2 separate regions of the Mus musculus genome follow, and region 2 is linked to region 1. Evidence: chromatin loops called from intact Hi-C (ENCODE). Cell type or tissue: heart. All regions are shown on one strand. Each heading gives the region's core, and the rest is flanking DNA. Links, peaks and the distances in the headings are about the cores only. Region 1 has its middle 85 kb from the start of Zfp330. Region 2 overlaps Inpp4b (inositol polyphosphate-4-phosphatase, type II).

Evidence for each region. Peaks named below come from ENCODE experiments on the same cell type or tissue, not always from the same donor. Only the 100,000 strongest peaks of a DNase experiment are listed, where the experiment ranks them.
Region 2: a loop joins it to region 1, with 5 times the contacts of the local background. A loop is called at or near these places in 4 of 42 quality-filtered maps.

Annotation. Positions count from the first base shown.
Region 1 is chr8:82,684,403-82,693,368 of GRCm38, reverse strand. No RefSeq gene overlaps it. Among named protein-coding and RNA genes, the nearest start is that of Zfp330, 85 kb to the left of the region's middle. In heart, for the core only: a CTCF peak has its summit at 3,812 (motif pointing right); a DNase peak (open chromatin) is centred at 7,188.
Region 2 is chr8:82,025,813-82,033,812 of GRCm38, reverse strand. Inpp4b (inositol polyphosphate-4-phosphatase, type II) reads right to left here. Exons shown (of 25, transcript NM_001024617.3): 18 at 584-756. Among named protein-coding and RNA genes, the nearest start is that of Gm25267, 120 kb to the left of the region's middle. In heart, for the core only: CTCF peaks have their summits at 1,573 (motif pointing left) and 4,690 (motif pointing right); no DNase peak of the experiment used is centred there.

The DNA of each region.
Region 1 (8,966 bases), core at 527-8,526:
TTCAGAAAAGTGATACACTCCCTGCTTTTGTGAAGATATAGTTAAGTACACCATGAGTGATGCAGTGAGCACTGGAAAGAAGCCAGAAGTCAGTGAGTGCCAGGAAGGGAAAGAGAAGTCTCTCAAGCTGACTAAGAAATGCCAACATGAGCAGGGTATGTTCAATAGGGCAGCATCTGTGAAAGGGATTAGATAGTACACGGTTCAGAGTTCAGAGCACACTTAGCCATGAGGTCAGTGTGCCCGAGGCAGAGCAGGGAGAGGTTAGAGATGATGGGGCTAGAGAAGAAGCTAGGAGTGAGGGTATGGAAGGCCGTGAAATCATTATCCAGTCTGGGAGGAGACTGGGCTTCCAGGCACTGTGCCTGCTGCCCATGATGAATGGAATGAGGATGCAGACTGGTGAAGCCATCATAGATGTCTAAGTGACAGATGGCACCGTTTCAGTCTGTGGGTTGGTAAAAGGGATGGGAAGGATTCTTGGGATCTGATTTTGTAATATAGTGTCTGATAGCTCCAAGGAGATTGATTTGCTGAGACTCAAGCCAGATCATTCAGAAACCACACTATTGCCTATACTTTTACTTACCTTGATTCAGGGTCCTGCTGCCCCTGAAGGCCTCCATGGTTGTGAAGATAATGGAACTCATGCCTTGTTTGGCTAGACTTACACAAAATCTCTGGCAAATGAGGCCTAGGAGACCAAGGTCTTAATGAATTGTCAGTAACAATTGATGACAAAGGCTCAATGTTTCTGCTTAGATGCCTGATGTGGGGTCTAGGGCAAAGCTGTTATTAGGAATCCTAGAAACTTGGTCAATTTTGGATTGATGTTTTATATTACTGAACCTTCTGGGTAAACATGGATTTTCAGCCTTTAATTAGAGATTTTAAATAATGACAAATGGACCTAGAATTTTCTCAAATATGTGTCTTTATGAGCCAGAAGTGGGAAGTTATACGTTAAAAGGAGAGTTTCATTCCTCTCTCTGGCTCTTTTCTTTTCTAGACTTTAGTGAGTGACACGCTTTGGCTTTACAAGTTATTGGTGAGACGTCCCAAACACCAAACAGAGAAAGGACACTCACTTCAAATAAGGCAGTGAGGGAGAAGGCAGACAGCAATACCTGAGTCATTTTCTCACCTCTCTTCTTGATGCTCAGTACCGCACAGCATTGAAAATGAGTACGGATGCTGAACTTTCATTATTTAGCTTAAAGCCCAACATACTTGGGTTACAGTCAGAATGGGAACAGCATTCGGTAATCTCCATTCACATGGTTTGTGTCTGCTGTCAGTCATGGAATCACCATTCTTACTGACTCTGTGGCAGAGGACCACTGTAGTATGGCACTGACCACTGGGGAAGCCTTCCTTTACCGTGTACCACTCGAATTCTTCCCAGTTTCCCACTCTATAAAAATAAAATATGTCACAGCTCTAAGCCTCTTTATATCAACTGCTTTGTTTTCTTTGGGACTGTTTTCCTGGAAATGTCCCCAAGTGTATCATTACTGGATGACATATAGTAAAGAGCTTTACAGAAATAATAATAAATAACAACAATAATAACAAAGTCTGCTTCCAGACTGCTGCTCAGGAAGCTGGAGCTGATCTTCCACACCATGGTGTTATTTCCTCTGTGTCATAGTGGTAGAAACTTAAACTCTTTAATTATTTTTCGCTGTCAGTTTGATAAATGGGACCTATCCTGTTGTTTGGGTCTTCACCATCTTTTCTTTCTATTTTATCTTTTTAATTTATTTTTATACTATTTTAATTTATACTATTTAATTTATTTTTATACTCAGCAAGCACTTCTTGGTATAAGCAATAGTGTCTGGGTTTGGTGTCTACATGTGGGATGGATCCTCGGGGGCAATCTCTGGATGGCCTTTCCTTCATTTTCTGCTCTACTCTTTGTCCCTGTATTGCTATTAGACAGGAGCAATTGTGTGTTAAAATTTTGGAGATGGGTCAGTAGCCCCATCCCTCATACGGAGGGCCATGACTAACCTCTGGATATGGTCTCTACAGGGTTTTCCCTCTCCTTTGTTGGACATTTTGGCTAATGCCATTCCTGTTGGGTCCTGGGAGCCTGTGACTTTCCTGGCATCTGGGACTTGCTGGTGGCTACCCCGAGTTTCCCATCCCCCATTGCTATACACCTCTGTTCAATTTCCTGGCCCTCTGTACATCTCCTCCATCTCCTCTCATACCTGATTTTGCCCCTCTTTTTCCTCACACCCACCTCTCTTCCTCCCGAGTCCCTGCCACTGTCTACTTCCCTTGATTATTTTGTTCTACTTCTAAGTAAGACTGAAGCATCCACTCTTTGGTCTTCCTTCGTCTTGAGATTCATACATTCTGTGAGTTTTATCCTGAGTATTCCACACTTTGTCTAATACCCACTTATCAGTGTGTATATACCATTTGTGGTCTTTTGTGGCTGAGTAACCTCACTCAGGATGATATTTTCTAGATCCATCCATTTGCCTGAGAATTTCATGATGTCATTGTTTTTAATAGCTGAGTAGAATTCCATTGTGTAAATGTACTACATTTTTTGTATCCACTCCTCTGTTGAGGGACATCTGGCTATTGTAAATATGACTGCTCTGATCATAGTGGAGTATGTGTAGTTAATATATGTTGGAGCATCTTCTGTGTATATGCTCAGGAGTGGCATAGCTGGGTCCTTAGGTAGCACTATGTCTATTTTCTGAGGAACCGCCAGACTGATTTCCAGAGTGGTTGTACCAGCTTGCAATCCCACCAACAATGGAGGAGTGTTTCTCTTTCTCCACATCCTTGCCAGCATCTGCTGTCACCTGAGTTTTTGATCTTAGCCATTCTGATTGGTGTGAGGTGGAATCTCAGGGTTGTTTTGATTTGCATTTCCTTGGTGACTAAGGATGTTTAACATTTCTTTAGGTGCTTCTTGGTCATTCAAGTTTCCTCAGTTGAGAAATCTCTGTTTAGCTCTGTTCCCCATTTTTAATAGGGTTATCTGGTTCTCTGGAGTCCAAATTGTTGAGTTCTTTGTATATATTGGATATTAGCCCTATCAAATTCATTTGGAATAACAAAAAAACCCAGGATAGCAAAAACTACTCTCAACAATAAAAGAACATTTGGCAGAGTCATCTTTATCGACCTCAAGCTGTACTATAGAGCAATAGTGATAAAAACTGCGTGATATTGGTATAGAGACAGGCAGGTAGATCAATGGAATAGAATTGGAGACCCTGAAAAGAACCAACACACTTGATCTTTGACAAAGAAGCTAAAACCATCCAGTCGGAATGGTGCTGGTTCAACTCGAGATCAGCATGTAGAAAAATGCAAATTAATCCATTCTTATCTCCCTGTACAAAGCTCAAGTCCAAGTGGATCAAGGACCTCCACATAAAATCAGATACACTGAGTCTAATAGAGGAGATGGTGGGGAAGACCCTTGAACACATGAAAACAGGGGAAAGTTTCCTGAACCGAACACCAATGGCTTATGCTCTAAGCTAATGAATCTGTAAGTGGGACCACATAAATTTGCAAAGCTTCTGTAAGTCGAAGGACACTGTCAATAGGACAAAAAGGAAACCAACAAATTGCAAAAAGATCTTCACCATCTTTTCTCAATCCTTGTAAACTCGGGACATGGATCCATGGCAGAATGAGAGCATCAGCTTTTTCTACACATGAGTCCCTTACTGGTGAACACTATTTTGCAGTGTCTTCGGCTTGCTGTGTTAGATTCAGAACCTAGTGATAATCCTCAAAGTTGTTGCTCCATAGAGTTCTGCTGCCTGTCAGAAGAGGGCACTGTTTGCTTGTATTGAGGCAGAGGAAACAAACCTGGAGCCATTTAGGGAGAGGGATGGCTGCCAGAGTCAGTCCTTGACACCTATGCTCTGTGGGAAAAGTGGTTATGACTGCAGCTCCATTCAAGCATGGCGAATCCTGTTAAACATCCAGTTTCCTATAATTCCACCAAACCTTTTAGGGTCCTGGCTGCCCAGGAGACCAATGAAATAATTTACATTGATGACATCTGGGACATAGCATCTGGGTGGGTACAAGACAAAACAACAGTTTACCCAGAGATCAGATGTGCAGCATGCAGGGACCCCGGCAGGGCACTGTGGAAGCACAAGATTGTTAGGGCTTGAACAATGGTAGATTCAGGAACTAAGGAAACTGGAATAGCAACTAGTTCACAAGTAGAGTTTAGAATAGATAACATTCAGGCTGGGCATATTTCTTTTCTTTTTTATTTTTATTTATTTTTATTTTTTTATTTATTTTTATTTTTATATTTTCTTCATTTACATTTCAAATGCTATCCCAAAAGTCCCCTATACCCTCCCCCAGTCCTGCTCCCCTACCCATACACTCCCACTTCTTGGCCCTGGCATTCCCCTGTACTGGGGCATATAAAGTTTGCTAGACCAAGGGGCCTCTCTTCCCAATGATGGCCATCTTCTGCTACATATGCAGCTAGAGACACGAGTTCTGGGGATGCTGATTAGTTCATATTGTTGTTCCACCTATAGGGTTGCAGACCCCTTCAGCTCTTGGGTACTTTCTCTAGCTCTAGATGACTGTGAGCATCCACTTCTGTATTTGCCAGGCACTGGCAAAGCCTCATCGGAGACAGCTATATCAGGGTCCTTTCAGCAAAATCTTGCTGGCATATCCAATAGTGTCTGCATTTGGTGGCTGATTATGGGATGGACCCCTGGGTGGGGCAGTCTCTGGATGGTCCATCCTTTTGTCTTAGGTCTAAACTTTGTCCCTGCAACTCCTTCTATGGATATTTTATTTTCTATTCTAGGGAGGAATGAAGTATCCACGAGTTGGTCTTCCTTCTTGATTTTCTTGTGTTTTGGAAGTTGTATCTTGGGTATTCTAGGTTTTTGGGCATTAGTGAGTATATATCAAGTGACTTCTTTTGTGATTGGGTTACCTCACTTAGAATGATATCCTGCAGATACATCCATTTGCCCAAGAAATTCATAAATTTCTTAAAGGTTTTCTTCTCTCTCTCTCTCTCTCTCTCTCTCTCTCTCTCTCTCTCTCTCCCTCCCTTTTCCTTTCTCCCTCCCCCTCCTTCCTTTCCCTTCCCTTCCCTTCCCTTCCCCTCCCCTCCCTTCCTTCCTTCCTTCCTTCCTTCCTTCCTTCCTTCCTTCCTTCCTTCCTTCCTTCCTTCCTTCCTTCCTTCCTTCCTTCCTTCCTTCCTTCCCTTCTCTCTCATTTTTAAACTCACATATAGCTGCTGCTGCTGCTGCTGCTGTGTGTGTGTGTGTGTGTGTGTGTGTGTGTGTGTGTGTGTGTGCACTCTCGAGTAGGGGAAGAGGAGATGGAGCCCAGTTGTGAGAGCAGTTGCCTAATTTGCACAAAGACCTGGGTCTGACTCATAGCTTTACATAAACCAAGTTGTGGAAGAATTCAACTCCAACCCCAGTACTCCGGTAGCAGAGGCAGGAGGGTCAGAAGTTCAAGGTCATTCTTGGCTATATGCTATGTCCAGGGACAACCTGGGACACATGAGAGCCTGTCTCAAAAAACAAAACAAACAAAAACAAAACTAAACCAAACTACAAAAATACCCCCCACAAAGTCACTTATCAAATAGCCAGGTGTACTTTTATTAGAAAAAAGTCACAGAGTGCTTTCAATCTGGTGATTTCCTTTTATTTGCTACTCTCCTTCATTGCTCCCCATGTTCCAAGGCTACCTCTGTAGAGTGTGACTATGATATCGTAGGTATTTGTAAGCATGGTTTCACATAAAAGAAACACTCATCTTCTCTGGGAGAGGGATCTTAGAACACATATTATCTCAAAACTAGTTTCTAATTTCCTTTTCACTGATCCATAATACTCTTGCTTCCAAGAGTTCAAACTGGTATATCTTAGATATTGTATTCAAGCTGTAATATCAGTCTCAACGAATTAACTATTATACTAATAAGAGATAATTAGATTTTCAATTTCCACTATTACGGAAACTGGAAGTCAATGCTATGGTACTTACAAGTTTGTACAGACTTAACTGTTTCTGTAGGGAGTACGCTGGAGGTAAAATTTCGAGGTCAAATCTAATGAGCACTTAAAATTTTAGTAGGTACAATAGGTCAAACTGTCCTCTGAAAAGGGGAGGAAGTAGGTACTTAAGACAACAACCACTGGAGTCCCTGCCAGTGCTGGACAGAAGGGAGACCTCACAGACTTTCCAGGCAAAGCTTTGAGCAGCAGTTCTCCCTTACTTGGCTATTCTTACATCATTAGAGCATTATTTGTTTCGTTACTGAAACTCTTGCTGTTCTAATGAAGACCTGGTAAGTCCCATGTACTTACTGTACCTGTCTTAGGATTGAGTAGGCTATGGTAGGAGGTGCTAAGTGTCTTATAGATTTGTAGGAAATATAGAAGACATGCTCTTCAGACCAGTGTGAGCCAGAAAAATATTTCCTCTGTCTTTTGCAGGCCAGGCTGCTCTTGAATCCAGCTGGCATTACACCTAAGACCTTGCCTCAGTCTCCCGACTGCTGGAATTGCAGGTGTGTGTCAGATGCCTGTTCACTCTTCCCACGAAGCCTGGGTCATATCATTTTACTCTTTGCTGACTTTTCCCTATATGCCCCAGGCAACTGGAATAAATCGCAAAGGCTTCACTTGAGCTTTCTAGGCCCTTCTATGGTCCAAGCTCCACCTCTGCTTCTCCCTCTCCTTGGTCTCTTTCTGTTGCACCTCGCTCTGGCTTAAGTGACCCACGGAGGGAAGAAGCTTCATGTGAAACCCCGTGAGGTCTCTGCTATGTGATTTCTGCACTGGAAGCTTTGCTTTAACTAACAAACCTCATAGAGCTCAAATAGGGCTGACTGGGATCAACATTGGACAGAACCATCAAAGGTCAAGTGCACAGGAGCAGGACTTGGAAACTTCAGCAAACGTTCAGCCAGAGGTTCCATCAGTCGGCTGTGGTCTAGGGGATGGGGATTTACAAAAGGAGATATGGAGAAGGGGGTAAGATTTAACACATGTGCAGTACATGCACATGTGAAATATCACACTGATTTCAATTACATTAATAGCATTTCTCAAGTCTACAAACTTAAACGGAGGCTGTTATGGACTGTAGGCTGTGAATTATCCATGGGAGACAGAACATTGGAGCGCTGTCAACATGAAGATGTCCAGAAGGAGCCTCACTTACGAGAGCTCAACATCTGCTACTTCCTCTGGGATTGCAGCTTTGACCACAAACTTGGCCCAAGAAGTTCAAAGACACTCCCCTAACTAAGCAAATTATTAGTTTGTTGTTTCTTCTAGGTCCAGCCTACACAAATCAGAATAATGTGAGGAACACATGAGTGGAACATGGTGAGCAGAAAGACTGGGTTCCCTGCTACCTCACTGCCACTCCAGTCACGTGAGTTTGGGTACCCAAACTGCTGTGACCACAAAAGAAAATGGAGGACTGGTCTCTTCAAGAGCTGGGATAGTTGGATTGCTAATCAGAAACCATATTTACAACATAATGGGCAGAAGGTTCCTCACTGGAGGGTTGTGAAGAATTTGCTCAAACTTCTGCCAGATGGAGGATATATCCACAGTAGGCAGACTGGGCTACATAGCCATGCCACCTTGAGAGCTTTAAACAACTCAAACCAAGTAATTTAAACTCTATGGGAATGCAACTAAATCACTAGAATCTATTAGTGTCCCAAGGAATTGCAGTGTGCAATCAAATAGTGACAGACAGAAAGGATGTGGCATTTGATCATAGTCAAGAGACTACTTAATATATTGGAAGGCTCTCTCTCTCTCTCTGTATACATACCTGTGTGTGTTAATTCCAGAATCTTCATGACTTTATGAACATTTGTCTTCTTTAAGACATCATATAAAAAATTCAAACATGTTTAGTTGTTTGTCACTTATCATAAATGATGCCTCCTATATGCAACATTGTGATTTGGATGTGAAACGCCCTTACATGCTCATGTATTTGAAAGTCCGGGTCAGATGTCACAGATGTCACAGAATGAAAGATGTTGACTGACATATACAGACAAAAATATAAAATATTTCTTTGCAGTTAGTAGTGGGGAAGTTATCTGTTATAGAAGTGTTTAAAGTTGAAAACTCCATGATGATGTCATAATTCTGCCATGCAGTGACAGCTTCTCAGATTTATGCTGGGCATCTAAGGGTTTTCTGAACGTGATCTTCAAGCACAATGCTATGCATGCTTACAGTAGGGATGAACTCATAGAGCAACCTTGCTCCTCTCTATAAACTGGAGAAGCAGCTGAGTTGCTATGGTTGAATCCAAGTCCCCAAACCTGAGGATCAGCAGCGCAGCTGAGTGAGGACATGTGAGGATGGACACTCCAGTTCAGAGAATGACTTTGTCTTACACTCCTCTCTTCTGGTCTTCCAACAGATTGAGCAAAGCTTACCACATTGGTGAGTGCAAGCCTTTATCACAGTCAGTTGATACACTGCTAACTCCTGGAAACGCTGTCATCGACACACCTGGAAGCCATGTTTCATCCACTATCCCTTAGCTCATTGAGGTTGACACATTAAAATTAATCACCACCCTGGGCTTGCGCTTTGAAAGCATTGTGGAAAGTTTTGCTTGATCTTAGCTGTCTTGCTTCAAAACTAAGACAAGGACCTTGGAGTAAATGTGAGTTTGGCAGAAATGGCAAGAACTTCCTTTATATTTTTTTCCATACAAATGTTCTCCCTGATGGTGTTTATTGATTTCTGAGAGCTGAATGTTTGGACTGACTGCTTCAGAAATCACTCTGGGAGCCTATTAACAGTATCGATTCCCTGGCCCATGACCAGACCTGGAGAACCGGCGTTTCTGGTGAGGGAACTTAGGCTGCAATATGGTAATAAATGCTCCCAGGAGGCTCTTATGCCCAGCCAGGTTAGGACCACCCTGGA
Region 2 (8,000 bases), core at 1-8,000, 660 kb after region 1:
GAACTGTGGAGTGGAGAAAGGGGAGAGAAAGAAATGCAGAAAGCACTGCACTAGTGGTAGACCTGGTCTTAGAGTCATGATTAGGGTTGGATATAGCCAAAGCAGGTGATTGTGCAAGCCCTTATGAACAAATCTTACAGCCCTGCAAACATCTTTTATAAATGAGAGGAGAGACCAATGTGAAACCCTGCCCTGATATTTATGAGGAAGCCAAATAAATAAGGAGTTATATGCAAACGTCCCCTTCAGTGAGTTCTTGGCCATCACCTGCAGTGCAAGGTGGCAGTCCCTTCCTTTTCACCTTTAGGCAGTCCCAGGGAATGATACAAGGAACCACTGTATCCTCCTCACAGACTCCATCCACTGTTCAAGAAAAAATATGCATCTTTTCCATGAAGAAATACCAATAGTTCAGAAATTGTTCATGATCTAGTCAGCCTATTTATTTATATAAACAAAACAGGGTACCAGAATTTGGAAAAAGGATCTTTAAAAATAAAACCAAGCAAAGAGCTTAACCTCCACCAAGGACAGAGCATTAGCAATTCAACAGTGTTCTGTATACACATCAAGGGGCACCCACCGCCTGACTGAAGACAATGTCTCTTCTCAGAGTCAGCATCAAACACTGGGGCAGACTGTAGGCCAGTTCCTGAAGCAGTACAAATGTCAGGGATTGCTTTGCTCGGTTCACCACTTCTCCCATGCACTCCTTCAAGGTAAGGATGAGTGGGTGCAGCTGTTCATACCAGTCCTCTGTGGCAGGGCATATGGAGAAAGAACAGCGGGAAAGATGAGAATGAGGCTTTGAGTATAGAACCAATATGTTCCATAAACGTGTACCTCTCAGTGTTTCCATGACCTTGCTCCTATCAATGATTCATGAAGAATAGTGTTGAAAATTTCTAAGTCCAGCAATTTCCCTGAATTCAAGTCTACAGCCAGTCTCCTGTTGTAGCTAGATGCGTGTCATATAAGGCCGTAGGCTGCCTTTCTACTTCACTCTTCTCTAAGGTCAGCACTCCCTGCCTGTCTGTTAATGATGCACCAATTTCTTTCTATGCTGGAGACAGATTTTTTTTTTGCTGGATTTCTCCCAAAGATTTCATAGAAACGTGACCATCAATTCAGCTTTTCTCCCATGGTGGCTCATCTGATATCAATCTTCCCCTTGTTGTGCCCATCATGCACTGTTATCCTTAGGTTTGATTCCTGCTCTCTCCCTAACTTACTCCTTTCTTGTCTCTATCATCCTCAGATCCTGCCCTTCCTCTGTAGTGTGGATGGGAACTTTTCAGTCAGTCTGAATTCCATTTTGCTGCTTCCCTCTCCTTATTCAACTCATATAAAGCAACAAAAGCTAAGCAAGCAAAACCATCACATGTAGGATAAGTCAAAATTTATGAAGCATCCTACACCTCTGCACACTTGTTCTAGTACCACCTTAAAAAAAATCATTTGCAGGGTAGAAAGATGGCTCACAGGTTAAGAGCAGTAGCTGGTCTTCCAGAGGTCCTGAGTTCAATTCCCAGCAACCATATTGTGGCTCATAACCATCTATAGATCTGGTGCCCTCTTCTGGCCTGCAGACATACATGCAGGCAGAACACTGTATATGGAATTAATAAATAAATCTGAAAAAGGAAGAAAGAATGAAAAAAGAGAAGGAAGGAAGGAAGGAAGGAAGGAAGGAAGGAAGGAAGGAAGGAAGGAAGGAAGGAAGGAAGGAAGGAAGGAAGAAAGGAAAAGAAGAAAGAAAACTGTGGCTGGAGAGATGGCTCACTGGTTAAGAGCACCAACTGCTCTTCCAGAGGTCCTGAGTTAAATTCTCAGCAACTACATGGTGGCTCACAATCATCTGTAATAGAATTTGATGCCCTCTTCTGGTGTGTCCGACAACAGTGGCAGTATAGTCATGTACATAAAATAAATAACTCTTTTTTAAAAATGTTTGCTATGTTGAGTTCTAAGTGTATTAAATTATCTTGCAGCATGCTCTACTTTCACTCTAGGGACTTTGAAGATAGTCTCTTCTAGAAATGTTCTTTTCTCTACTTCTCTATCTGATGGTTTATCTTCTCTGGAAACTTAGGTTGGAACCTCTGTCCTGGAAGAAGCTGCCTCCCTCCCTCCCTCCCTCCCTCTCTCCTTCCCTCCCTCCGTGTGTTTGTCTTTCCCAAGGCCGGTGTCCCTCTTCACTCTGATATTGCTATGTGGGAATACTTTTGAAGAAGAAACTCAGCAAGGGAGAGGAATTTTATTTTTTAATCACTAAATCCCCAGAAACTAGAACAGGGCTAGCTTTTAGCAGACGCCAAAATTGTCAAGGAATGGGTCAATTTATGACAAAATTGTATATGTTTTTGTAAAATTCAGGCATATATGAAAAAGTCAAACTTTTGACATTATTAGAGTTCCAAATAGGGATTTTAGAGAATGGTGTGTGTGTGTGTGTGTGTGTGTGTGTGTATGTGTATGTACACGTGTGCAACTAGGTGTACAGGTATGGGTGCCTCTGTCCCTGTGTAGAGACACACTTGCATTTTCCTCCATTGTTCCTATCTTTTAATTTGAGATAGTCTCAAACTGAACCTGAAACTCACCCACTGGCTAAAGCCTCTGGCCAATGAGCTTTGGGCTCTGTCCTTTCTCTCTGCTGTCCATTGTTAAAACTAGGAGGGTACTTCATCATGCTTGGCCTTTTTCTTGGATACTGATTGGTTGGATTTTGTTTTATACATTTTACTTAATGAAGAAGGAGTGACAGGACTGGATCCAAATCAGGCCTTTGCAAATCACATACATTACTCAGGGAGCTATCTCTCTAGCACTAATCTCTCTCTCTCTCTCTCTCTCTACCTCTCTCTCTCTCTCTCTCCCTCTCTCTCCCTCTCTCTCTCTCTCTCTCTCTCTCTCTCTCTCTCTCTCTTTCTCTCTCAATTTATCATTCTATTCGTTTACATCTCAAATCATATCCCACGTCCTGGTTACACTTCCCCCAGCTCCCACATCCCACATCCACTCTCTCCCCCTCCCTTTGCCTCTATAAGGGTGCTCCTCCCACTCCTACTGCACCACTTCAGCATCCACCTACACTGGGACATCAAACCTCCACAGGAACAAGGACCTCCCCTCCCATTGATGTTAGACAGGGCCATCCTTTGCTCTCTTCTCTCTCTCTCTCTCTCTCTCTCTATATATATATATATATATACATATATATATATATATATATAGTCATGGATCCCTCCAGTTACACTCCTTGATTAGTGGTCTAGTTTCACAGTCAAAATGTCTGCACCATGTCCTCTGCATATTTATTCTAGCTTTCTTTTTCGTATTATTTTTATCAGACTCCTGAGTGTGTGAGTGGGTAGGTCTCTCATTCTTGTGCCTTCTCTCTGGTCTCTTTTCCTCCTTTGGTTTGTCTTGCCCAACTTCAATGTGATGGTTGTTGTGGTTTTATTATATTTAATTTGTTATGGTTTGTTATCATTTCTTAGAAGTCTGTTCTTTTCTAATGAGAGACAGGAAGGGGGTGGATGCAAATGGTCAGGCAGGTGGGAAGGATCTAGGAGGAGTAGAGGAAGGGAAAACTGTAATCAGGATATATCTATAGAAAAAAATCTATTTTTAATAATAGGAAAAATCAAAACCAGTTAGGGTACTTACATGTCTAGATTTCTAACATTTATCAACTATATAATTATGAATTTGACCTATGATTTATGAACAAATTATACCGTATTTTAATTTACTTAGAGAACGAAGAGTTGAGAAATATTAAATACAGATTTGGGGTTTTGTGACAGTCTATTACAATCTAAATAAATTAAAGGTGGATTGACAAATACAACATAAATGATGGAAGATTTTTTTAAAAAGTAATTAACAAGTAGGTTTGTGATAACATCATATTCTCAGAACAACAACGTCAGTTATCAGTTAAGACCTTAAAAGAACAGTAAAGAATGATAAAAAAACAAATCACATGAGGGCTGTGCTGCATTCACTATTATTTATTTTCTGTTGTGATAATATAAACTAAATGACCTAATTCAAATGGTTGATAGGAAAATGAATGACCTCAAGCTTCATAAAGAGAGAAATGCTACAATGTAAACAATACATTATGTTTCATCTTTCCAAGAGATATTGTAGACTTAAGTGTTAGTATTGGGGGAAAAGAAAACACTAGAAAAGGAGAAATTCAAGGAAAGCTTATTACAGCTGGTTTCATTTGACAAAGAGTCTGCTTATGCTTCAGGCTTAAATATGAACAGTGATTCAACTGACATGATTCTTATACCATTGATTACATAAGAAAATGGGAAAGATGACTTATTTTTGAATAAATAACATTTCAGGTGCCAACAAACAATGCTCTGTGTTACCATATATCTTCCATACTTATTTGTATACCCCATCCTCTCTCATTCTGTACCTGTTATCCTCAATGTGAAAAAGTATTTGCATGTGTGTGTGTGTGTGTGTGTGTGTGTGTGTGTGTTGATATCACACACCCTTACATATTAAAACACTAGGAAAAGACAGTTCTGATAAGTTTACTCATAGTTCAATGTTGAAAGTTAACTACAACCATGTTCTGTCCTGTGATTGGTTCTGTAGGTTTGAGGTCCCACTGTGGAATTATCAGGCAGGAAATACAGCTTTTGTGCAGTAGGTGGAGCTGCTTTATCAGGCTGAAGTAGAACTACGTTGTCAGTCATTTAATTCAAGAATGAATAAAACATTTTCCTTGTTACATTTGCATAGTTCTCAAAGAACATGTATCTACTGCTTAAGCATCTTGAATCACACTCTCCCATGCCAAAGGGGTAGTAGCTTGCTCAGGGGTGTGATGTGCTCTTTCTACTTTGAAAACAAAAAGCTAACTTAAGTGTATAGGTTTTTGTCCTTGAATGAGCTTGTCAATTCAAGCGAAATACAGCTGTTTGCTTTTCTTAAAGGTTTTTGAAAGTGGAAGCTTCACAGGCCACTTATAAATTTCAGAATGAGAGAGTGTGGGATAGAGGAAAGTAGAAGAGAGAGGGACAGAGGTGGAAACAAAAGAGAGAAAGATAGAGACCATTTCTAGTTTTACTAGAATAGGGATAGAAATACAAAGGTACTCTAAACTGAAGAGAAACAGGAGGCATTTCACTCACTAGCAACATTCCAGCATCTCCATTTAATACCACACATTCTATAAAAAAATAGTGATTATATACTTTTGATTATAATTTAAGAAAAATGAGAATTTAGAAGACCGTTATAATTGAAGAGTTGGAAGTGTTTGAGCATGGTAAGATGACTTGAGGAAGACAGTATGCTTTCTATGGAGACACACAAGGCATCAAGGAAGGTAACAGATATGTATCTTTTATAAAGAGAAACTATCAGCTCTGCCAGTAGTTAAAGGAACTGCCCCAGCCAACTGCAATGACTACATGTTTCTTTCCCATGTTAACACCCAGTGCACTCTGCAAATCCCAAGTTCTGACGTGAGCACATTAGGCTATGGAGGGCCAGAGAGAGGCAGAGTTCAGATCGTAAATGGTCTTCCTACTACAATGAACATTTCATGGCGTTCTTACAAGGAGCAAACTATGCTTCCATTTTCTTATTAAAGCTGATGATTGGTTGGGGGAAAAGAGCTCACTCTTCTCACATTGCTGTCATGTCCTTCCATAGTCCCCCATTTGCATGGTGGCTGTTTTGTGCTTCACACAAAACCATCTCTTTTTACATTGTGGTCAAAGTAAAAATCTATGCATGCACTCACATGTACTTTCCTGAGTTTAGTTTTTTTTCCACTTTACACATGTGTATGACCACACATGTATGATCATGTGTATACGTGGGAAAACACATTGGTAAGATGTGCCTAGGAAGCAGAGCACCTGTGCTTGCATCATGGTTTGCCACCACATCAGTACCTCATAGCTCATCACCTTGGCAGTCCCTGAATTGTAGTTCTCTCATGGGCTTCCTTCAGCAGCAGATGAAAAAATGAAGAGAATGTTTTAGTATCTTCATAAAAACTTGCTGAGACTCCTTAACCCTGAGACCAACAAGCAGAATTTTTCCTCAGGAAAACATAAAATGCATGTGGCTTAGCTGAGCTTTTCCTGAGCTCTGATGGAACCTGGAAGCCATCCAGGCAGATCTCTGCTTCCCAGCCTTTTACAGCCTTCTCTAATGTATTCAAGTGAAACTAGCTAAAGGATTCAAAGGATGACTGCTGGGTGCCCTCCCTCCCCTCCACACACCATCTATTTCCTGTACAGGATGTCCGTGTCCTCTGAGCTCAATGGCTCTTATGTTACTCGGGAGAAAAATAAAAGGGCCATGTAGCAACCAACTGTAGCGTGGTGTAATGCTGTCCTGCCAATTGCTGAGCCATTTTCTTCTCAGGTATTTGATTTTTCTCTCCTCATTTAAAATAATTAACTCCACAAAAGCATGTAGACAGTCTTAATTTTGGGATCACAACTTTTCAGATATGGGGGGGGGAAGAAAAGCTAAAAAGATCGAATAGCCACTAAATGCCCTACAAAGAGCTGAGAGATGTCTCAGCTCTGTTCATTTTCTCATGAATTTCTATGAAGAGGAACAGCTGAAGTAGCTCCAAAGGAAGCTGACAAAATGCCCAATGGTTTGAGGTAAACACAAACCAATCTGTATCCAACATGTGTTTTATATTACACACAAATCTCACTTAATACCAAAATGAAAACACCTTCATGGTTGAGTGTTAAGGACAGGAGATGGGGATGGGGATCTATACTCTTAGAATGTCCCTTTCAAAAACCCACATGCTATGACAGCAAAGTTACAGCTCTTTCTGAGCCCCTCTGTGTGAGCATGTGTTGAAAATTCAACTTTTCGGTGTGCACACGTGAACAGTATTCTAGTCATCAATATGAGCATGGAAGGGTAAATTACTGGGGAGCATGCCTCAGCACAAGGTACAGCGAGTTTCTTTGTGTGAGTCAATACATGTGGCCAATGTTAATCATAAGCCTAGACACCGGCCCTCTTGAGGCCTCTAATCTAGACATATCCTAAGGGGAAAATAGAAAAAGCAGGTTAAATCCTGACAGCGATAGGCAATTGAGGAAAAGGAGCGTGTGCTGGGGTCTGGCTGCTTCATAGTTATTTCTGCAGGCTGAGGGTGTTCTCTTCCTGTTCTTGCCTTTATGATTCATTTCCTAACTGTGGTCCAGGAATTGAAAACTCAATTTGCATTTATCTTACCCTAATAAATACTGATTTGGCTTCCTTACATTACCGACTGTATTAGTCAAAATACAATGACCTAGAAAAGAGCAAAGTTCTATCTATGTTGCCTAAAAGCTTTGAAATATCTAGTCCCAGGCTGACTAAATCCATTACTCTATGGTGGGCTTCCTTGTGACAATGACAGAGAGTATGGGTGAAGTACATTGCTCATTCCATAGCTAGACGGCTAAAGAGGGAAATGGAGAGAGTGGTTCTCCAAACACCCTAGGGGCCAAATCCCTAATAACTTAAATACTTCTCATGGGGTCTGATCTCCTGGAGACTCCATCACCTCCCAGGAGTGGTGCACAAAGGATCAAGCCTTTAACAAATAGCAGAGATTCAGATCCAAGCCACAGAGCTACTCCTTTGCTTTCACACAGCCACCATGAGAGATGTGATTTCATGAGGTCACAATGATCCTATCTTGTGTTTTGATGAGTGTAACGATATTTGTACCACACTGCTCCTAACCTAGATGACTCAGATAAGCTGAGATGTAGGCATTTGATGCAATAAATGCTGCTCATTATACTGATCTATTTTCTAGAAATGTCATTACTATGCTGCATGGTGAGGGCATCTGCATGCCAGGACACATTCCTGGAGTCCAGAAAACATCTCTGTGTTGTGCTCCCTCCTGGATGTGAGTTTCAGGGATTGAAACCCAACTGTCTGATTGGCCTGGAATTCACCATACCACTGAGGTGTTTATC